2 separate regions of the Homo sapiens genome follow, and region 1 is linked to region 2. Evidence: read pairs that join two places in POLR2A ChIA-PET (ENCODE). Cell type or tissue: OCI-LY7. All regions are shown on one strand. Each heading gives the region's core, and the rest is flanking DNA. Links, peaks and the distances in the headings are about the cores only.

Region 1 (11,705 bases), core at 2,811-6,810, 85 kb after region 2:
CAGAGCATAGAGCAGTGTCTGGCATATAGGTATCACTCAATTAAAATAGAATGGATAAATGAATGCAACATACATAGAAGCAAGTGGGAATCAAGATAAGCAATTAAGAATTCTCAATATCCAACAATCAACATGACTTATGTGGGATTACAGAGCTGACTGAAAAAGATCCTATCTATTCCTTTGTTATTAAGTCTTTGGCAGAGCTGTAAGGTGATTAAGGAAGCCCTCCCCCATCCATCTCTGTCACAACAAGAAATGCATTGGGGGATAAATGGCCATTTATCTGTGGGATTGTAACCCAAGCCATTACCTTTTCCCTAACTTCCATTAATTTATCTTCTCTACACCTTAATAAAAACAGATTTAGATGTTCAATGAGAATGCTTAAATATTCCAGAGGGCAACTTGTCACCATAATTTCCAAGGTTGTAAAAAAACACTGTATTTTTAGTTTATTAGTTTGCAGTTCAGTGAAATTATCTGCCATTGATGACATCAGACTTTTGGGAGGTCTGTGGCCACAGTTTAATTTGAAAGTTACAGTTAGAATCTGATGAAATCACAGTGGGTGTTGCAAGAGACACCCTTGCAGAAATTTGAAGATTATCCTGAAACTGCTTAGTGTAGTCTTTTAAATAAGTATTCCCATGTGCTGTTCATGAATTATAATTAGCATGGGTGTTTTGTCATACTGTAAGCATTGTCAATGGCTTCTGTAAATATGCCTTTGCTTTATAATTACTTCATGTAACTGAACACCAGCCACAAATATGGTCATCCTTAATCACCTTACAGCTCTGCCAAGGACTTAATAACAAAGGAATAGATAGGATCTTTTTCAGTCAGCTCTGTAATCCCACATAAGTCATGTTGATTGTGGGATATTGAGAATTCTTAATTGCTTATCTCGATTCCTACTTGCTTCTATGTATGTTGCATTCATTTATTCATTCTATTTTTATTAAGTGATACCTATATGCCAGACACTGCTCTATGCTCTGAAACAGGCAGAAGTGTCAGAAAACAGTTTACCCAATGTTTTCCATCCAAATCCAATTAACCAATATTCCCAATTTGGAGCAACTCAAGACGAGCCATATATCATTGAGGTGGAGCTGGCAAGCAATCTTGTGTGTTTGTTACTCTAAAAGTTAACTTCATTTAATTGTGGGAGATAACTCTTGGAAATTTATTTTAAAAGGAAAAAAATGATGTTTCTTTCAGCTGAGGATAAAATAACATGTTGTGAAATGTTTTGCAAAGTCTAAGATGCCACAGAAAGGTATAAAACTTTTTGTTGTTGTTCATCAACATGAAGATGCTCTGATTTTTGCTTTCTTCTGACTTTGATTTGATTTTTTTCAGAGATCAATATAGGGGACACAATTTTGGAAAGTGACATATGGGTGAAAGTGAATCTGCACGAACAGAACCTGATCATGGTGGGACCTTTTACCTTGCCTTCCTTCCTTGGACAATTTTGGTCTCATTCTCATTTACTTTCCTCAGAGAGACTATTTAAAGGGAAACTATAACTACTTGCCTCAAACCATCACTGTGAAATAGACACTGGCAATTCTATAGTGTTTGGTTCCAATAAGACAAAAATAAACACAAATTACATCCATTTAACTTTTATTTTAAATCATCTGCTGGGATTCTGGTCTTCTTCTAGCAACATAATTGTGTATCAGTTAACAATCCAAGTTAGGAAGATTATAGGTATAATTTAAGGCAATAAAATGACTGGGGAACATTTTCTATAATTGTCAATTGAAATGAAATCTTTAGAAACAGCTGAATGACTTTTGGCAAAGTTAAGCCTTGGCCAAACCAGCTGAAGATGATTGGTGATGTATCTAGCTCTCCAGATCATGTGTCACATTCTGGGCTCTGACTGTTGATTGATAATGTGTCAATTATCTATCTGTTTAGCTACTCTAGTTTAGCTTACCTATCTACCTTTCTGATACTCCAAGATATTGGTTGGTATTGTCTGTTTCATTTAGGATACAGGTTTGGCTGCAAGTGACAGAGACCCAAAATCAAATGGCCTTAAATAAAGATAGTTAATTTTTCTTTCATATCAGAGTTCAAGATGGTTTAAGAACTCTGTTTTACTAAGTCATCAGGGACTTTTGCTTCCTCCTCATAGTCCGAGATAACTTACCTCCAGCTCTAGATTCCACCAGCACAGAGGAAGAAAGTGAAGTGAAGGGCCTGCCCTATCACTTCAAAAGCACATCCTGAAAGTTGTACACCTCACTACTGCTCGTATCCCATCAGCTGTAAGTAGATCACATTGTCATACCCAGATGCAAGGGAGCTAAAAAATATTTTCTCTATTTTGGTTGGCTGTGTGCTCAGATAAACAAACAGATTTTCTATTACTGCAGAAAGAGGGGAGAATAGATATTAGGAAGTGACTAGCGGTTTTTGGCTAAATATTGTATTAAACACCCACTCATCCTCAAGATCAATGCTTCAATTCTACATACTAGTGGTTTTCAAAGTGTGGTCTCTGGACTAGAAGCATCAGAATCACCTGAGAACTTGAAAAAAATTCAGATTCTTCCAACCTCCCCACCCTGCTGAATCAGCTCCTGAATCAAAAACTCAAATGGGCCAGGCATGGTGGCTTATGCCTATAATCTAAAACTTTGAGAGGCCGAGGTAGGACGATCACTTGAGCCCAGGAGTTCAAGACCAGACTGGGCAACATAGTGAGTCCCCCATTTCTGCAAAAAATTTTAAAAATTAGCTGGGCATGGCCGTATTTGCCTATAGTGCCAGCTACTTGGGAAGCTGAGGCAGGAGGATTGCTTGAGCCCAGGAGTTTGATGCTGCAATGAGCTATGGTTGCACCACTGCACTCCAGCCTGGCTGACAAAGTGAGACCCTGTCTCTTAAAAACAAGCAAATGAAAAAAGAAACTCTGGAAGTGGAACCCAGCAAGGTGAGTTTTCACAAGCCCTCCAGGTGCTTCTGATGCCTGCTAAAGTTTGAGAACCACTGGTCTAGTAGAGAATGCTTTTCTAAGCAGCTAGATGGGAGGCTGGGCATTAGAGGAGGAAATGAGTCAGGAAGGCCCAGAAGCAGTCAGCTCCTCACCCTTGACTGCTGTGGTCCTTGTAAAGTCACTCCCTTACTAAATTCCTCTTCCAGAGGTTCTCCTGGGTGGCCCAGCAGCCAAGGCCATGTTGTTTGGTGGGAAGATTGTGGGATTATGAGTGGCCTTCCCCAGCAGCATACTTCATCCTTTTGTGACCTATTTTTTTCTGTTATATAAAATGAATTGGAGGGAGGGAGGGAGGGCAAATGACCTTGATGATCTCCTCCAGCCCTGCCACCTGAGAGTTCTGTGCCCTGCTGACTCCCTGGAGTCATGGTTTTGTCCTTCCCCACCAGCAGCAGAGATGCTGTAGTTGGGAGCTTAAAAGAAAAGACCCCAGAGTCAAACAGAGTTTGGGTTTGAACCAAGGCTCACTTGCTAGATGCATGACCTTTGGTAAGTTGCCTAATTTCTCTGGGTCTCAATTTCTTCACCTATAAAGTAAGGATAATAAAGTCATCCTCACTGGACTGTTTGGGGAATTAATGAGGTGCATGTATGTGTGTAAAACACATAGCATAGTGCCTGGCATGAAGTAAATGCTAAGTAAATGCAGCTATTGCCATGTTGCATTTTGTAGTTCATTGGGACACACATCATTTGGACAACTGTTTCTTTCCACATACCTATCTTTATTGACCCTCATATAAAGATAGGCCATGTATTTATTTTCTCTTTTGTGAGGTCTTACAAACCTCAGTCAAGAGAGACAAAGTTGGTACATAATTTTTCTGGAAATCTCAAGCCATCCTGACATAGAAAAAGGCACAACTCCATTCATAATGCTACCTCACTCACACATCTCACTTGAGCCTTCTGCATAAGGGAAAGGCAGCTTTATTCCTATTTTCCAGGTAAGGAAACAAAAGCTTAGGAAGATCAGGTATCGGAAACAGTATTACCCAACAACTCAATGGGGAACCTGGACTCAGACACTCATGTCTGAGTTAGATGTCTCCACAGAAACCAAGGTTTAGCTATCTTGTAAAAAATCTGTTCTTGGCTGGGTGCGGTGGCTCATGCCTGTAATCCCAGCACTTTGGGAGGCCAAAGCGGGCAGATCACCTGAGGTCAGGAGTTCGAGACCACCTTGGCCAACATGGTGAAACCCCGTCTCTATTAAAAATACAAAAAATTAGCTGGGCATGGTGGCAGGCACCTGTAATCCCAGCTACTCAGGAGGCCGAGGCAGGAGAATTGCTTGAATCCAGGAGGCAGAGGTTGCAGTGAGCCGAGATTGAGTCACGGCACTCCAGCCTGGGCGACTGAGTGAAACTCCGTCTCAGGGAAAAAAAAAAAAAATCTGTTCTTTTCTGTTCCTCCCAATAGCCTATAAACTCCTTGCATCTCCCAGTCCTCACATTACCTTTGGATCTCCAGCACCTAGTCTGGCAGCTGGCACAGAGTGATGCTAAACAAATGTTTGCTGAATGACAAATGAAGGAAAGAAATAAAGCCTTTGGATTCTCTGCGTTCTATGCATGACTTCTCTTTTGCAAGTGTTTGGAATCATGGCACCAATTTTATTGATGGAAAAGCTTCCTCTTCTGCCCCTGGGAACAAGGCTCAGCCTGCTCGTCACTGGTCCATTGCTTGCCAGCATGGAATGGTAGATGTGGCAAGGCAGGTATCTAATTCTCCACTGCCTTCCCTCCTCCTCCCTTCTTCTGGGGCTCCCCTGGCCCAGCTGTTCCCTTACGGTCCTAGAGTTATTTTTATAGGTGCTCTGCAGAGCAGATGTCCCTGAATGGGCATCCAGCTTCTCTTACTATAATGCCTTTTACTGAAACAGCTAATTACACTGCTGACATCCCTCGACCCCAAATATGGGGGGAGGGAAAAGATGAATCAATGTAATGGGAGAATTCTGCCTCTCAGACCTCACACTCTCTCTCTCCCCTTCACCCCCATAGATTACCCACTCCCACCCCTCACTGTCAACATTGGTGTCTGTCAGCTGGTGGTTAGACACTTGAACAGACTTTGCCAATTACAGAAGTCACACCTCTTGGTTGGCAGGCGCACGCTATTGTGCCTGGGTTCCCAACAGGGAGCCATATAGCTTTTGGGCAAAGGACGTGCCAGGAAGGAATAAGAGAGTGCCCCTGAGGGCAAACTGGCTTCAGGTGGGAGGCCCCGTCTGAAAGCTACTCTCAGGTAGACACACGATGAGCTGTCGTTTTATGTGGGTTTGATTTGGAGCTATTGTTGCTCCACTCCAAATCATCTTGATTTATTCAGGGGGAGGGTACTCTGAGTGTGTCTTGGCAGCATTAAGACCCTTCTGTTGTTCTTTTGTTCCTTATTACTCCTCCCCTCCTTCTCCCCCCTTTTTGGTGAACTCTGAGTTTTGCTGTTTTATACTGAGAAACCGAGCAGGGGAAGTAACAGTAGCAACTCCTTTGCAGTTCCGAGGGGCTTAGCAAAGCCCTCTCATATCACGATATCATTTGATCTCCAGGACAATTATGAATGAAGTCACAAGAATAGGTGGTGGTGTTTTCATTTTAAGGATAAAGACACTGAATTCCAGGAGGATTAAGGGACTGGTCTTCTACATGGTGGAGAAAAAAAAAATGGATTGAGAATTTGACTATTAATCCCGGCAGTCCACAGGCTGTCTGCATGTCTTGGATTACTCAATTACCTCTTTGTCACTGATTTTCCTATCTGCAATTCCAGGGATCTTGTAGTCTTGTTGGACTTCAAGAGTCTTTACTTCCAAGTTCATTTAGTTTACAGTGACCCAAATGAGATTAGATCACCATGAGACCAAGTCCTACCACAGAAATTGGTCCTTAAATGACCTCATCTTTTCATTTTAATTTTAATGACAAATTACAAACACACATAAAAGATAAGGGAGAAAAGTAAAAGGAACCCCCAGTGCTGTCAATCAGCTTTGACACTGATCATTTCACCTATCTTGTTTCCTCTAAACTTCTTTTAAAAAATCCGCAGTATTTTCTTTTTTAACATTTTATTTTACAACATTTTTAAAATTTGATAAATAAAATTATATACAGTTAATATGTACAGCATACATATTTGAAATACGTGAAATAACTATGTGAAGTTAATGCACATGTTAATTAGCTCAAGCTAATCTTTGGAAAGGTTTCCACCATGCGGAAAGGTTAATTTGAGCTAATTAATATGTGTATTGCCTCACATAGTTATTTTTTGTAGTGACAACACTTAAAATCTACTCTTTTAGCATTCTTCAGGAATACAATATATTGTTATTAACTTAGTCACCATTTTGTACAATAGATCTCTTGAAATTACTCTTCCTATCTAGCTGAAATTTTGTAATCTTTGAACACTATCTCCCCGACCCCCCTCCCCTTGGTGATCACCATTCAAATCTGCAGTATTTTAAAGTAAATCCAAGCTATCACATTACTTCACCAATACAAAGTACAGTATGCATCTTTACACAATAGGGATGTTTATTATTATTATTATTTTTTAAATTATACTTTAAGTTCTGTGCAGCACGTGCAGGTTTGTTACATAGGTACACATGTGCAGAAAGTTCAGGTTTGTTACATAGGTATACACGTGCCATGGTAGTTTGCTGCACCCAACAACTTGTCACCTACATTAGGTATTTCTCCTAATGTTATCCCTCCCCTAGCCCCCCACCCCCCGACAGGCCCCAGTGTGTGATGTTCCCCTCCCTGTGTCTACGTGTTTTCATTGTTCAGCTCCCACTTATGAGTGAGAACATGCGGTGTTTGGTTTTCTGTTCCTGTGTTAGTTTGCTAAGAATGGTGGTTTCCAGCTTCATCCATGTTCCCCACAAGGGACATGAACTCATCCTTTTTTATGGCTGCATAATATTTCAAGGTGTATATGTGCCACGTTTTCTTTATCCAGTATATCATTGATAGGCATTTTGGTTGGTTCCAAGTCTTTGCTATTGTGAATAGTGCTGCAATAAACATACGTGTGCATATGTCTTTATAGTAGAATGATTTATTATCCTTTGGGTATATACCCAGTAATGAGATTGCTGGGTCAAATGGTATTTCTGGTTCTAGATCTTGAGGAATCACCACACTGTCTTCCACAATGGTTGAACTAATTTATATTCCTACCAACAGTGTAAAAGCATTCCTGTTTCTCCACATCCTCTCCAGCATCTGTTTCCTGACTTTTTAATGATGGCCATTCTAACTGGTGTGAGATGGTATCTCATTATGGTTTTGATTTGCATTTCTCTAATGACCAGTGATGATGAGCTTTGTTTCATGTGTTTGTTGTCCACATAAATGTCTTCTTTTGAGAAGTATCTGTTCATATCCTTTGCCCACTTTCTGATGGGGTTTTTTTCTTGTAAATTTGTTTAAGTTCCTTGTAGATTCTGGATATTAGCCCTTTGTCAGATGGATAGATTGCAAAATTTTTCTCCCATTCTGTAGGTTGCCTGTTCACTCTGATGATAGTTACTTTTGCTGTGCAGAAGCTCTTTAGTTTAATTAAATCCCATGTATCAATTTTGGCTTTTGTTGCCATTGCTTTTGGTGTTTTAGACATGAAGTCTTTGCCCATGCCTATGTCCTGAATGGTATTGCCTAGATTTTCTTCTATGGTTTTTATGGTTTTAGGTCTTACATTTAAGTCTTTAATCCATCTTGAGTTAATTGTTGTATATGGTGTAAGGAAAGGGCCCAGTTTCAGTTTTCTACATATGGCTAGCCAGTTTTCCCAACACCATTTATTAAATAGGGAATAATTTCCCCATTGCTTGTTTTTGCCAGGTTTGTCAAAGATCAGATGGTTGTAGATGTGTGGTGTTATTTCTGAGGCCTCTGTTCTGTTCCATTGGTCTATATATCTGTTTAGTACCACTACCATGCTATTTTGGTTACTGTATCATTGTAGCATAGTTTGAAGTCAGGTAGTGTGATGCCTCCAGCTTTGTTCTTTTTGCTTAGGATTATCTTGGCCATACGAGCTCTTTTTGTTTCCATATGAAATTTGAAGTAATTTTTTCTAATTCTATGGAGAAAGTCAATGGTAGCTTAGTGGGGATAGCATTGAATCTATAAATTACTTTGGACAGTATGGCCATTTTCATGATAGTGATTCTTCCTATGCATGAGCATGGAATTTTTTTCCATTTGATTGTGTCCTCTCTTATTTCCTTGAGCAGTGGTTTGTAGTTCTTCTTGAAGAGGTCCTTCACATCCCTTGTAAGTTTTATTCCTAGGTATTTTATTCTCTTTATAGCAATTGTGAATGGGAGTTCACTCATGATTTGGCTCTCTGTTTGTCTCTTATTGGTGTATAGGAATGCTTGTGATTTTTTGCACATTGATTTTGTATGCTGAGACTTTGCTGAAGTTCCTTATCAGCTTAAGGAGATTTGGGGCTGGGACGATGGGGTTTTCTAAATATACAATCATGTCATCTGCAAACAGAGGCAATTTGACTTCCTCTCTTCCTATTTGAATACCTGTTATTTCTTTCTCTTGCCTGATTGCTCTGGCCATAACTTCCAATACTATGTTGAATAGGAGTGGTGAGAGAGGGCATCCTTGTCTTGTGCTGGTTTTCAAAGGGAATGCTTCCAGCTTTTGCCCATTCAGCATGATATTGGCTGTGGGTTTGTCATAAATAGCTCTTATTGAGATACATTCCATCAATACCTAGTTTATTGAGAGTTTTTTGCATGAAGGGGTTTGAATTTTATTGAAGGCCTTTTCTGCATCTATTGAGATATTAATGTGGTTTTTGTCATTGGTTCTGTTTATGTCATGGATGATGTTTATTGATTTGCATATGTTGAAGCAGCATTGCATCCCAGGGATGAAGCCGAACTGATCATGGTGGATAAGCTTTTTGATGTGCTGCTGGAATTGGTTTGCCAGTATTTTATTGAGGATTTTCACATTGATATTCATCAGGGATATTGGCCTGAAATTTTCTTTTTTTGTTGTGTCTCTGCCAGGTTTTGGTATCAGAATGATGCTGGCCTCATAAAATGAGTTAGAGAGGAGTCCCTCTTTTTCTATTGTTTGGAATGGTTTCAGAAGTAATGGCACCAGCTCCTCTTCGTACCTCTAATAGAATTTGGCTGTGAATCCATCTGGTCCTGGGGTTTTTTTGGTTGGTAGGCTATTAATTACTGCCTCAATTTCAGAACTTGTTATTGGTCTATTCAGGGATTCGACTTCTTCCTGGTTTAGTCTTGGAAGCGTGTATGTGTCCAGGAATTTATCCATTTCTTCTATATTTTCTAGCTTATTTGCACAGAGGTGTGTATAGTATTCTCTGATGGTAGTTTGTATTTCTGTGGGATCAGTGGTGATCTCTCATTTATCATTTTTCATTGTGTCTATTTGATTTTCTCTCTTTTCTTCTCTATTAGTCTGGCTAGCGGTCTATTTTGTTAATCTTTTCAAAAAACCAGCTCCTGGATTCACTGATTTTTTTGAGGGGTTTTTTGTGTCTCTATCTCCTTCAGTTCTGCTCTGATCTTAGTTAGTTCTTGTTTTCTGCTAGCTTTTGAATTTGTTTGCTTTTGCTTCTCTAGTTCTTTTAATTGTGATGTTAGGGTGTCGATTTTAGATCTTTCCTGCTTTCTCCTGTGGGCATTTAGTGCTATAAATATTCCTCTAAATACTGCTTTAGCTGTGTCCCAGAGATTCTGGTATGTTGTGTCTTTGTTCTCATTGGTTTCAAAGAACTTATTTATATCTGCCTTAATTTTGTTATTTACCCAGTAGTCATTCAGGAGCAGGTTGTTCAGTTTCTATGTAGTTGTGTGGTTTTGAGCAAGTTTCTTAATCCTGAGTTCTAATTTGAGTGCACTGTTGTCTGAGAGATGGTTTGTTATGATTTTTGTTCTTTTGCATTTACTTAGGAGTGTTTTTACTTCCAATTATGTGGTCAATTTTAGAATAAGAGAAGAATGTATATTCTGTTGATTTGGGGTGGATAGTTCTATAGATGTCTATTAGGTCTGCTTGGTCCAGAGCTGAGTTCAAGTCCTGAATATCTTTGTTAATTTTCCGTCTAGTTGATCTGTCTGATATTAACAGTGGGGTGTTAAAGTCTCTCACTATTATTGTGTGGGAGTCTAAGTCTTTTTGTAGGTCTCTAAGAACTTCCTTTATGAATTTGAGTGCTCCTGTATTTGGTACATATATATTTAGGAGAGTTAGTTCTTCTTGTTGCATTGATCCCTTTAACGTTATGTAATGCCCTTCTTTGTCTTTTTTGATCTTTGTTGATTTAAAGACTGTTTTATCAGAGACTAGGATTGTAACACCTGCTTTTTTTGCTTTCCATTTGCTTGGTAAATATTCCTCCATCCCTTTATTTTGAGCCTATGTGTATCTTCGCACGTGAGATATGTCTCCTGAATAGAGCACACTGATGGGTCTTGACTTTTTATCCAATTTGCCAGTCTCTGTCTTTTAATTGGGGCATTTAGCCTGTTTACATTTAAGGTTAATATTGTTATGTGTGAATTTGATCCTGTCATTATGATGTTAGCTGGTTATTTTGCCTGTTAGCTGACACAGTTTCTTCATAGTGTTGATGGTCTTCACAATTTTATGTTTTTGCAGTAGCTGATACTGGTTTTTCCTTTCCATATTTAGTGCTTCCTTCAGGAGCTCTTGTAAGGCAGGCATTGTGGTGACAAAAATTCTCAGCATTTGCTTGTCTGTAAAGGATTTTATTTCTCCTTCACTTATGAAGCTTAGTTTGGCTCCATATAAAATTTTGGGTTGAAAATTCTTTTCTTTAAGAAAGCTGAATATTGGCCCCCACTCTCTTCTGGCTTGTGGGGTTTCTGCAGACAGATCCGGTGTTAGTCTGATGGGCTTCCCTTTGTGGGTAACCCGACCTTTCTCTCTGGCTGCCCTTAACATTTTTTCCTTCATTTCAATCTTGGTGAATCTGACAATTATGTGTCATGGGGTTGCTCTTCTTGAGGAGTATCTTTGTGGTGTTCTCTGTATTTCCTGAATTTGAAGATTGACCTGTCTTGCTAGGTTGGGGAATTTCTCCTGGATAATATCCTGAAGAGTGTTTTCCAACTGGGTTCCTTTTTCCTGGTCACTTTCAGGTACACCAGTCAAATATAGGTTTGGTCTTTGCACATAGTCCCATATTTCTTGGAGGCTTTGTTCGTTCCTTTTTCTTTAATTTTGTTTTCACTCTTTATTTCGTTAAGTTGATCTTCAGTCTCTTGATATCCTTTCTTCTGCTTGATCGATTCAGGTATTGATACTTGTGTATGCTTCATGAAGTTCTCATGCTGTGTTTTTCAGCTCCAACAGGTCATTTATGTTCTTCTCTATACTGGTTATTCTAGGAAGCAATTCATCTAACCTTTTTTCAAGGTTCTTAGCTTCCTTGCAATGGGTTAGAACATGCTCCTTTAGATCAGAGGAGTTTGTTATTGCCCACCTTCTGAAGCCTACTTCTGTCAATTTGTCAAACTCATTCCCCCTCCAGTTTTGTTCCCTTGCTGGCGAGGAGTTGTGATCCTTTGGAAGAGAAGAGACGTTCTGGTTTTTGGCATTTTCAGCCTTTTTGTGCTGGTTTCTCCCCATCTTCATGGATTTAG
Region 2 (11,705 bases), core at 2,598-6,597:
ATGGCAGCCTTATCTGGAGGGACTATGCAAATGCACAAATTGCTGTTTTATCCCTTCTGTTATCATCACTGATCCACGCAGCATCTCACTTTCTTTCACTTTACACTCTGACTGTATTCAGTAGTGACACATTTCACAACTTAATGAACGCCCCTAGATCTTCCGAAAAGCCATCATGCTCACCCAACAGTGGGAGCTGCTCTCCACAGACCACACATACCCACAAAGGAGGATCAGTCTTTAGTAGAGGTGAACACTTAACCCTCATTACCCTAGTAAGATTAGTACTCCTCATCTGAATGCAAGATTCCAGTCCCTCCTTTAAAAAAATCACCCATGGGCTAATATTTGGGTATGTTACAGGAAGTGGGACTCAAGATTTAAACCTACTAACATCAATGAGGACATCCAGGGACCTCTCCACTCACAGTAGTGACTGACTAAGCACCCTACCAACTTTCCCTTCCCATGGTACTGCTCCATCTCAGGGCAGTTTCACAAGACTATTATGACAGATCACAAATGCAGAATACCTTGATGTCAGCAAAGCACCTGATAGTCACTCAAAAACATATCCAAGCAAGATGGGAAACCCTGGTCCAAGTGATAATTCACTTTAGTGGCCTCAGTGACTGAATGGCCATACCCAAAGACACTAACATCACAGAAGAACAACACTGACCTGGAGAGAGGTCCTTGGAACAGGGCTTTGCACATTTGTCCCTGGTCAATGTTTTCATCAAGATGTGCTTATAGCAGTCACAAATAATTCACAGTTGAAAGGAGATAGTTAATTAATTGGACGACAGAATAGAGATTTTAAAAGACTTAAATAGGTTAGAATGACAGCCACAACTGACCAAAAGAACACCATCTTCCTCTCCAAATTAACAGATAAAATCTTGCTTTCAATTGTAAATAATCTATGGTATGTGTGGATAGGATGGTGTTATCACTTGCCTCACGTTCAGTTGTTTACTGAATGGAAACAACTCATCCTGTTTACAAGTTCTGCCAGTGATCCTGTCTCCAGACTCTGGGTGGGTATGGCTTTCAGCCACAGACATTCAGAATCATATCAATTTTACGATTCTGACTTCAGACCGGGGCTTCCTTTTACTCTGGGCTCAAGTATCTGTCTTGGGGCCTACCTCATTTCAGTAGTTGACTCTATAACTCATTCTTTTGGACTCAGCTCTTTGCATTAGCTTCTGAACTGAAGTCCCTGCACATCTGCATGCCTCTCATCTGGCTCTACGACATGCCCAGCCATACATTTCTGCTGCCAAACTTCTGTCCATCTAGACAGCCACCTATAGAAGAGTTTCCTCTGTACTATGTCTTACCAGATTATCCAAACTGCCTTCTGTTTACTCTGCTGCTGGTACCATTCCCATGAGCATGCCCCAGCTCATGGATCTGTTTGTTCTCTAGATCCCTATCTGGTCTATATTCTGGATCCCAAGCTATACCATCCAGCTACTGACAGAAATCCAGATCTCCTATGTAGCATGGGGAAAGGAGATGAGTTTAAAGCAATTCATACTTAAGAAGTCCTAAGGATTTTTATCACACATAAGCTCAATGCAAGCTGAAGATATGATAAAGTGACTCGATGAGAGATGTAATATTGGTCTGCATCAGTATAGCCTATACTGATGCAGAAAATGTGCACCTAAGGAGACCTGATAGTAACCTCTTACTCTACACTGGTCAAACCATCTTGTAAGTACCGTGTTCATGTCCAAGAGCCATGTTTTCAAAAAGACAGTGATATAAAGGCAATGTATCCAGGAGGAAGTGACCAGAATGACGGGATTCCTGACACCAGCTAATGCAAGAAAGTTATAAGAACTAGGGCTCTTGGACTAGGAAAAAAGGATTTTTCAGGGGTTGGGTTTTCAGGTACTGAAGGGCTCTCAAATGGAAGATGACCTAGAGGCTTGTATCACCAGAGACAGCTTGGGGGTCTGCAGGAACAAAGCGGAAGGTGTGGGCTAGTGTAATAAGTGCTTGTCCCATCTCTGCTCCAGACTCGGGTGACCCTACATCTCTAGCCCCAGTTTCCCCCAAAGACTGAGAGGGTATGATTTCCAAGGCCTCTTCCCAGCTTTCAGAGCCCATAATTCCTCTTCTTTACATAAACCTCAATCTGAGAAAGAAGACAGGCGTGGCCTTGCCCGCTCTGGGGACTGGAGAAGAGACTAGTTCTTAGATCTTCCAAGTGGCCCCTTCTAAGAAAATTAAACTGACTGAAGTAATGAGTGAAACAAGGGGTTGCAAGCTTTATGTTTCGATAAATGAAAATTACAGAAATTCCCAAATTGAGGTATGTTAGGCAGAAAATGCCCCCCAAAAGGTATTCACTTCCTAATCCCTTTACCTTATATGGCAAAGATGTGATAAAGTTAAGGATTTGAGAGGAAGAGCTTATTCTGGATTATGCAGCAGGCTCTAAAAGCCATCCCAGGTATCCTTATAAGAGGGCTGCAGAGGAAGACACACAGATGAGAAGGCAATGTGAGGGCAGAGGCAGAGACTGGAGTGATGTGGCCACAAGTCAAGAACACTTGCAGCCACTAGAAGCTGGAAAGACAGGAAACAGATTCTCTCCATCTCTGAAGGTATCGTGGCCCTGCTGACACCTTGCTATTGGACTTCTGACCTCTTAAAACTGTGGGGGAATAAATCTCTGTTGTTTTTAGCCATCAAGTTTGTGGTAATTTGTGACGGCAGGCACAGCAAGCTAACAAAGAAGGTTTTCTGCTCAAATAAAATTTTGTTGTGGGCTAAAAGTGGGCAGTAATAACCTTTTAAAGGAAAAGCTTAAATTTTTATGTATTTTTATGGCCTATACAACACCACTCTTAGAAAACTGCAGCTCTGCTCTTAAAAGTATTTAGGGGCACTGACAAAAGCATCTTTTCAGCCATTCTTCACATATATTTTATTAATAATCTTTCCTTCACATGCAATTTCAGCAGATAATAAGTCTATGCAAGGCAGACAACCAAATGATTCCAACTTCTACACAGCAGGCCTGGCTGCAGTGAAACAAATTATGCAGTATCTCATGGCTACAGGAGAAAGCCTCGGTGTAAAAACAAATGGTACAAAGTATGTAGGTGAGAGCTCGTCTTGTCTCTCCATTGTAACGTGGGCAGCATTTCTCCCCACTCTCTCCTGGCAACATCCAGCTTTTGTCATAGGGAATGATGAATGCTACTCAGATGAAGAATATACGAAATGATCCCCAAGTCTGGGAACCAGCAGTGGAAAGAAAATGAGTGTCTCATGGGCTTCCCCCACTCCCACTGCCTGCAGATGCCACCCCTGGAAGTCATTTTCACGCTTTCACAGGGCGACCACCTTGCAGGGCCAGGTCAGGTTAAAGAGGTGATTCTCTTTTCAAGGTTTCCAATTGTTCCTTGATAAAAACATCATTACTACTTTTAAAACCACAAATAAGGGAGAAAGACCTTTTAAATTCAGTGAAGAGAAAATGAAAGATGTGTAAAAAAATACCAGTTAAATTACATGAGGCTGATAATGATGGCTTCAGGACAAGAGAGCATCCACAGTGGAGGAGAAAGAGAAGGGTGCTTCAAGTCTGAGATATAGTTTTGGATCTTGCTGCTTCCTAGATGTTAGTCCTTGGGCAATTCATTCCCCTTTGGCTGAGCTTTATTTTCCTCACATACAACGTGGGGCAACCGAATAAGATAACATGTGGCCTAAAACAGTGGTTGGCCTACCAGTGTTCGTTAATGTGTAAAGAATGAATGAACTGTTCTATATCCAGGACTAAACAAGGAACCCTCAATTTTTCAACTCTTTCCTTGAATCACGCTGAAAATATTGTTATCTGCAGTTGTTCTAGATCAGTTATCAATATCCTCCTAAATTTAGAATGTCTAGGAAGAGGGATTTTTTTTTTTTTTTGGAAATTCAAATTGGCAGAGGGTAGGTATATTTTTCTTCTTAGACAGCACCGCTTAGTTTTACAATCCAGGGATTTACATAAAAGAAAGCTGGTCAGTTATTACGCATGATACATAACAACTATTTTTGGGCCAAGACTAACAATGATTGCCTTTGAGTCTAAAACAGAATTCTAAGCATGTCCCTTCCTCCTAAACACACACACACACACACACACACCCATGCATGCATTCTTGCTCTTTCTCTCCCTGCCCGCAAGTCAAAGCCACTTCCTTTTCCTGGTCCCCAGTCGCCAGAAAAGTGGGTTGTGTGAAACGTGACCCTTACTCAGTTATACACTGAGGCTGGGTCACTCCGTTGCCTGATCACCAGCAGAATGGGTCAATCTGTGTGTGAGGTTGAGAAAGGTAAATGAAGAATGTAGGCCACTTTGGCCTCCTATAGTTTCTGAGGCTGGCAGCCTGTAGTACATGTATCAGGGAGGGCCTGAGGAACAATTCCCGTCTGCACATAGGAACTGCCCTGTCCAGTGTCCATGGGTTCAGAGGCACCAGAAGCACCTGAGTCCTGCCCCTGCAACCCGCCCATGCCCACTCAGGAAGCAATGGCTCCCACAAATGGCAGGGAGTTGTGCTTATGCTATTCTTCCCTTCCTCTTCTTCACTCTCTCCCTCACCTCCCTTAAGCAACCAGTACACGCATTTGCGCGGTACACCCCAAAGCCAATGTCCCCCTATTCACACTGGAGACACATCCTCATGTCACCCCAGCAACCAGCACTGTGAGGCCTTTGGATACCCCATGTAAACACTGCTGGCCTCTGACCCCGGAAATCTTATTCTTCCCACAAAAGAAAAAACTTGTATGAATTAATTTTCCCACCTCTTAACCAGCTGCATAGAAATCATGCGGACATGGCTTTAAAGCTGGATTCCTGATGCGGCCTCAAATTTCTAACCCTCGATTACTTAGAATTAGATTTTCCCCCCACAAGACAATTATCCCCACACTAAGAATCTAGGAGGTTTTTTATCATTTCTCTTGGGACTTATTAAAACCAAAGAAACACTGAAAAATGGAGCAACTTCCATGTACATTCTACATTAACAGACCAACACATTTCAAAGAACTCACTCACTCAGAGGAAAAGTAAACAATTCTAAGGCAGGAGGTAATTTTTCTTTTTACTTTTCTTTTTGAATGACAATTTTTGTTTCGGAAGGCCTCTGTGTCTATCAAATAGGCAGTAGTGTTTGTGGCCATATTTGTGGCCTGAACGCAGCTGTCTAAACCCTGCAAACAGTTGGAATGACACTGCAGGAATTCTCGGTCTCACTGAAACTGCAGAAATGGCAGGGGCCTCTCTCATGGCAGGCACTGAAATACCTTTAATCACACCAGACAAAGGCCATCCAGGATGCACGGAAACCAAACCTCTCTCCTCAGCCCTTTGAGAGTAGTTGAAGTGGATATTATTTTAATCAAATCCTTTTAAATCACTAAATAGGATGACTCCATTTAATTAGCTTTTTACACAAAAAGCACATTTTTGTTCTGATACAACTTGATTACATATTTTTCAATTTTTAAATGGGTATGGGTTTCACTTTTTAAAAATACACTTTATACACTTAAAGCAATGATATCTGGAACTGTAACCCTCAAGAATTCTAAAAGATTCTGTGGAAAAGAAAATATTTGCTTTAATGTTTCCCTTGTGCACTACTGCGTCCCCCTCTTTTATCTTTGAACTCTCTTTGCTTGCCCAGATTAGTTCAATTTTAAGAATGATCTGTTCATTTGTCTGCTTGAAACTTTGTACTTTTGGGGAGCAAGTCAAGGAATGATGGTCTTATCGCCACATAATGCTATTAACAAGCATGGTTTCCACTCATTCATGCCTGCTCAATTTTTTAAGAGGGCCTACTATGAGTTAGGCACTAGGCTTGGCACAGATAAGGATTCTGAGCTGATAAAGCCTGCAGTTCCACAGTGAACACTGCTGTCAGACAGTCACTGCACAGATAACTATGCAACCACAATGACAGCTTTGAAGCGGCCGTGGCGATAGGGCAACCCCATCCAGCCTGGGCCTTTAGGGGAGTGTCAAGGAAGAGCTCTCTAAAAAGTAACAAATGCCGCTTTCTTAGAACTTACGAAACTTAAAAAAAAATAAGGCACACAAACATATTGTCTCAAATATTATATAAACTCCAAAGTAAGGTGGGGTATGGGAAGGGGAAAGCTCTGAGCCCAGACAGATCTGAGTAGAATCCTTACTATAACTACAGCACCTTGAGCCTCTCATAGCTCCCTCACAGGACTGCTGTCACAGTGAAGTGTAACATAGATGATATAAAGCACTCTGCATAGCAGAAGTTCAATAAACCATAGATATTAATTAATACAGAATTTATGCTAACTTGTCTTTGAGCTTTAGCATGTCAAAATAAAGCTAATTTTCCACTTCTGTCTTTACAAAAACGTTCAACTAAAAGAGGAAACTTAAAAATCCACATGAAGAACAAACACTGTAACTTTGGCAATTTTTCTCCACTGGAGTTGGCCAACAGGTATCATTTACTTATACAACAGATGCACATCCTATATTAGATTCTTCTGGATAGGTAAACACAGACAAAAAGAAAAGTTGATAGATCCGTGTTCAACAGTGTTCTACCAGCAACAGAAAAAGGTTCTGAAAGTGGAACTTCTAGAATAGAGCTTTTAAAACAGCAAACTCCCCTAAGGCAATGATTGTTTTTCAGGTCATCAACTACTTGACTGAGGAGAGGGTGCAGGCAGAGCCTTTCAGAGGTGCCTCAGACTCACTCCATCCAAGCAGCATTTCTACCCGTTTAGCTTCTCTTAATCTGGATTCCCTGTGCACTTACAGACATCCACACCACGGGTCAGTCACCCGTGTTCACTCTTTTGTTAGACACTCATTGCTCCTTCAGTCCCAATCCATAACTGGTCTTACCTGGCATTCTTTAGACTGGTGGCCAACAGCCCTTTTTCCATTTTAATTCAAGACCCAAGTCAGAAAACAAAAACAAAAACAAAATGTATTTGGTTTGTGTTTTTCAATTTAAAAGCGAGTAATTTTACTTGGTCCTGTGAAAGGGACCACTTTACTGATAAGAAAAATGAAACTTGGGGAGGAGAAATGATTTTTCTAAGGTCTAACAGGAAGTTAACAGCAGAAGTGAAGCAAAATTGAACACATTCCATTCAGTGCCCCCCACACCCCACTAACTGAGCCCTGCTGTTTGCCCGGCATGGGGCCAGGACTGGGAACCCAGATGAATGGACTTCCCCCTCCTGTGGCTGCAGGATTCACTGCCTGAGTTGGACAGGGGAGGGCAAGTCCTGCAGTCTGGGGCAAATGCCAGGCATTTCTTTGGGCTCCAAGGCACAATACTGCCCTGAGGGGGCTCCTGGCACCCATAGGCTCTTGCCTGCTGTGGACCTGGCCTAGTCCAGAAGGGTCACAGTATACTGACCTCCCATAGGCGACAGTCTTTGCCAATCCCTGGCTTCCACAGCCAAAACCTGAGTGCATGCGGATTCTAAAAAGGCTCCTTCTGCCTTGTCCTAACTAGAGCTGTGTTATTTCCCCAAGTTGCCCTGGTTTGTATGAGCTGAAAAGCCCGTGACTAGCAGTAGATCACAGGCCATCCTGCAGAAGCTAGGTGCCTGCATGGGGTCAAAGGTCAGGAGTTACTCACAATTGTTCTGGAACAATGTTTCAGATAGTATACTTCCCTAACTTAGAGACAAACGAGCTGCATTCAGAATGGCTCTAGTTCAGAAAGAAAAGCCTCTCTTGCACTCAAATCAAGATGAGAAATAACCCCAAGTCATTCTCAGATGATGAAGGGGCAGCCCCCAAGTGGCCAGGGAATTGAGGAACATAACTCAGAACAGCTGAAAAGTTACACCCAAGGCAATGTGGTTGGGCAGAGTAGTGGGGGCCGAAAAGGACGCCTGGGTGGCTAGCGAGAGCTGCGACGTCCAGCCTTTCAGTGGGGGAACTCAAGGCACCTGGGGAGGCAGAGAGACGTACAGGCAGAGAAGGCTCAGCAAACATTCAGAGAAAGAATGCATTCACAGCTCCTCACACCCACTCCATCATGGAGTTTTTCTGGATAGCTCAGCCCTCAGTCAGAGCTTCCAAGCCCCTTCTGCACAGCTCTCAGATTGTACCATCATTACCTGAGTACTTGTCAGTCACATTCACTTTTGTCTCAAGAGAGTCCAGCATGATGTCTAACACCCAGTAGGAACCAAAAAAATGTTACATTAATGAAAGAATGACCTGCTACACAGTGGCTGCAATTCAAAGATACGGCTCAGGCAGAGGTGAGCAGCAGCCATCTGAGAGTGGAGGAAAAACAACAATGAATGGACTGAAAACGACCTCCTTGACCAGCCTGAGGATAGGCGCTCCCCATTCCTCCCCAGCCTGAAGGCTCCTCAGCCATGGGACAGCTGTTCCATTCTATTTCTGGGGTGGGAGCCATAACTTATAGTCAAAACATATGTTCCCATAAATTACCAGAATTGAGTGTTACAACTAAGGGAAGGGAGAAAATAGTGGGTCCACCAAAGGAGGTAAGGTTTTCTTTCTATTTCACAAACCAGTTCCTTCTCCAACTCGACCTCTCTCTTAGAAATCTATGGACTCAGAATTACAATCCCAAATTAAAAGTGGACTTCATCCTAGGTTCCAACAGGAAGCCCTTTATAATTCACAAGGCACTTGCTCTCAGTGCAAAACTTGCCAACTTACTTTTTCCACGTTTAGATCAGCATCCTGCTTCTTCAAAAAAACTGTAGAAGAAGAAAAAAAAAAGTGAGACATCAAAAGAGAACCAAGTACTCTCTGCCTACAAACCACCCACAAAGCACCACCATAGAATTTCCATTTGTTGCAGACAATCAATTTGCCCACAAATTTTTTATCATTCACACAATTGTTGCTAAGTCACAGTTGCCACAAACACCTGTCTGAAACTGCAAAGACCTGGCCTTGTACCACCAAAGGAAGCCAGCATGAGATTTTAACTTTCTGGAATCAGGAAAGATAAGGATAGAGGCCTTGTGTGTACACACACACATACACACACACACACAAACACAAACACAAACACACTTCCCTTTTTCAGAGTCTCTACAAGTCATCAATGGTTGGGGCACAATTAAAACTGAGTCTTCCAAGGTCTTACTCAATTTACCTCTTGGATTAAAACACCCCCAGCACCCAGCCCATACCTTCCCCACTTCCTATCTGACTGTGGGTGGGCCCCGCTGTCAAAAAAAGCATTTTGGGGATGGCCCCTGGTTCCCAGCAGCTGGGGTTCCCCTCTGCAGGAGGTTTGCCAACCCAGCAGCCTGCATCATCTTGTCCATGGAACTCCAGCCCCGGGACTACCTTAGAACCTTGTGCCAAGCCCCTGGCGAGGCTGAGTGCTGGTTCTGATGACACCCATGCATGCTTCACATTAATCTTTAAAGTGCCAGGAGCAGGATGGCAGCTTTCCAGTTTGCTCACACGCTGTGCCTACAACTGGCCAATATTATGGTACTTCATTTATTATCTGCAATTTTAGCTGTTTGAATAAAGCTGCAGTTTTAATAAAGTGTCTAAAGAGAACAATAAAAATAGTTGAATGGAATTATGTTTACAACAATATGTTAGGGCAGAGAGCTTTGAGTTAAGAAATATGAAAAAAGGCAGGAACAATTTTTCCTATCTTGTAGAGACTCTTAAGCTTTTCAATGTGACTCTTAGTATCTTTCTTCCTGATCCACGATTTAAAACACCCCCATGATAAGTTATTATTCCCATCAAAACCATCCCCCACCACACACACACACAAGAATTTTTGCACTGTTTGGAAAGATGTATAATTAACAGTAACATCTTTGTTTTGTTTAATCAAAGATGACTCGGAATGAAGGAAAGAAAAAATGACCATGAGGAAGAGAATTTGAAACTCATATATTGTTCTCTGCAGATGGGCATTCAAATCATGAACTCACTGGAGATGAGCAAGAGAACCACCATGGAGGTGAGAGAGAATGTGCTAATAAGCATGCCATTGCAGCTCATGCCTTAGCAACCCATATCATCTCACCTCTTCCTGGGTTCTGAGACATGCTGTCCTGTCCTACGGAGAAACCGCCAGGCAATAGATGCCTTTTCTTTTGGCTAACCCACTAGGGATCTAGACACTGCTAAGCTGTAAAAAATGAGAATTATTTGTCCAGAAATTTTAACTTGCTTCCCTATAATCAGAAGAGAATAAATCAATACTATGAGAACTCTTCACAAAAGGGAACATGTATAGAGTGGAACTTTGCCTTCTATTCTTGAACACTTCTGCAGAGGCTCAGAAAAGTTGTTGCTCTGATTCACAGGTCACAATAAGGAGATTTCTATTTACAAGGTGGAAGACTTTTTCATCAGCCTTAGAAAGAGCACTTGGAGAATCATTACCATTTCCAAAGTAGGGAAGAAACTTTAATACCCTTCTTTCAAGCATACTGTGTAATTCCAACAACATAGGATGCCCAATTCACAAGATTCTGAAAGAATGAGCCTTCACGCTACAGCACTTTAGCAACCAGTACCAATAGGAAAACGGAAAACCCATTTGAAGCTGCTGACTCACTACTGCATAAGGAGTGTTATCCATCCATACATATATACGGCATCATCCAATTTCTTTTTCAGGCTTACGAAACAGATGGAGTTAACTAACAAAAACAATATATACACCCATCATTCTGCAGCCATAAACCAAAAGGAGGACACCACAGCTTTAACTCTGAGGACTCTAAGCAAGATACTGAAATATTTTTAGAGAGCGGCTCCACTGTTTCCAAGATGATAAGGATGGACGCAAAATAGAATTGCTATCTAGAATAAAGAGTGGCATTTGCTTTTAAAACCACGTATATCTTTCTTAAGGCTGTCTTTCTGAAAAGTTGAGAAAAAGTAAATGTTTATTCACAAATGTTTAAGTGAAATAGAGATACTTTTTATTTCAAAGATTCATATTTTCTTAAAAATCATTTTTTAAAAATTGACCAATTATCTTCCTAATTTATCTTTATTCTAAATCTGATTTTTTGAAGATGCAAGTTTTAGGTTTCCAAGACTAAGGGAAGATAGGCTTCTCCCACGCCCACCCCCGTGTGTGTGTGCATGTGCGTACAGATATATTATATTGATATGCATATGTAGTTACACAGACATTTTAAACAGTTGTCTATGCATTCAATTGTGGGCTTTGGGCATTAGGGCATTTTCCATGCTTTTATTCTTCTTGCTGAAGCAGTGCTGATGTTTCGTTTGAGAAACATAACTGAAGTGACCCAGATAGCCCAGTGGAAAAGGCTGATCCATTAATGTTGCAAATGTGTGGTCAACTGCAGGAATGGAAGCCAAAGGACAAGACCCTGACCAAAAATGAACTACTTCCAACTGCCTAGATCAGACCAATCCTCCAACATTGGGTGAACACACAGACAATAAATAAAACTGAGCAATCCTCAACTCTGAGCTCTCTCTTGATACAGCCATCCCTCCAGCTCCCCGTCACCCCCCTGCACTGTTTCCGAATGCCCACAGACATCTCCCTATGAACCTCACGACAGGGCAGTGCAGGCAAAGCAACCAGTACACAGTCAAAGGAGCATGGGCTGCACGCTTAGAGGCCTGACAGTGCTGCACAACAGAGGAGTGGCTAGGA

Evidence for each region. Peaks named below come from ENCODE experiments on the same cell type or tissue, not always from the same donor. Only the 100,000 strongest peaks of a DNase experiment are listed, where the experiment ranks them.
Region 1: POLR2A ChIA-PET joins it to region 2 with 5 read pairs; 2 of 35 experiments call an interaction of 5 or more read pairs at or near these places.

What each region holds. Positions count from the first base shown.
Region 1 is chr6:111,922,401-111,934,105 of GRCh38, forward strand. No RefSeq gene overlaps it. Among named protein-coding and RNA genes, the nearest start is that of LINC02527, 19 kb to the left of the region's middle. In OCI-LY7, for the core only: no CTCF peak of the experiment used is centred there; no DNase peak of the experiment used is centred there.
Region 2 is chr6:111,837,852-111,849,556 of GRCh38, forward strand. It overlaps FYN (FYN proto-oncogene, Src family tyrosine kinase), which reads right to left. Exons shown (of 14, transcript NM_002037.5): 2 at 8,738-8,778. Among named protein-coding and RNA genes, the nearest start is that of FYN, 30 kb to the right of the region's middle. RefSeq lists enhancers at 71-160, 5,050-5,159. In OCI-LY7, for the core only: no CTCF peak of the experiment used is centred there; a DNase peak (open chromatin) is centred at 4,160.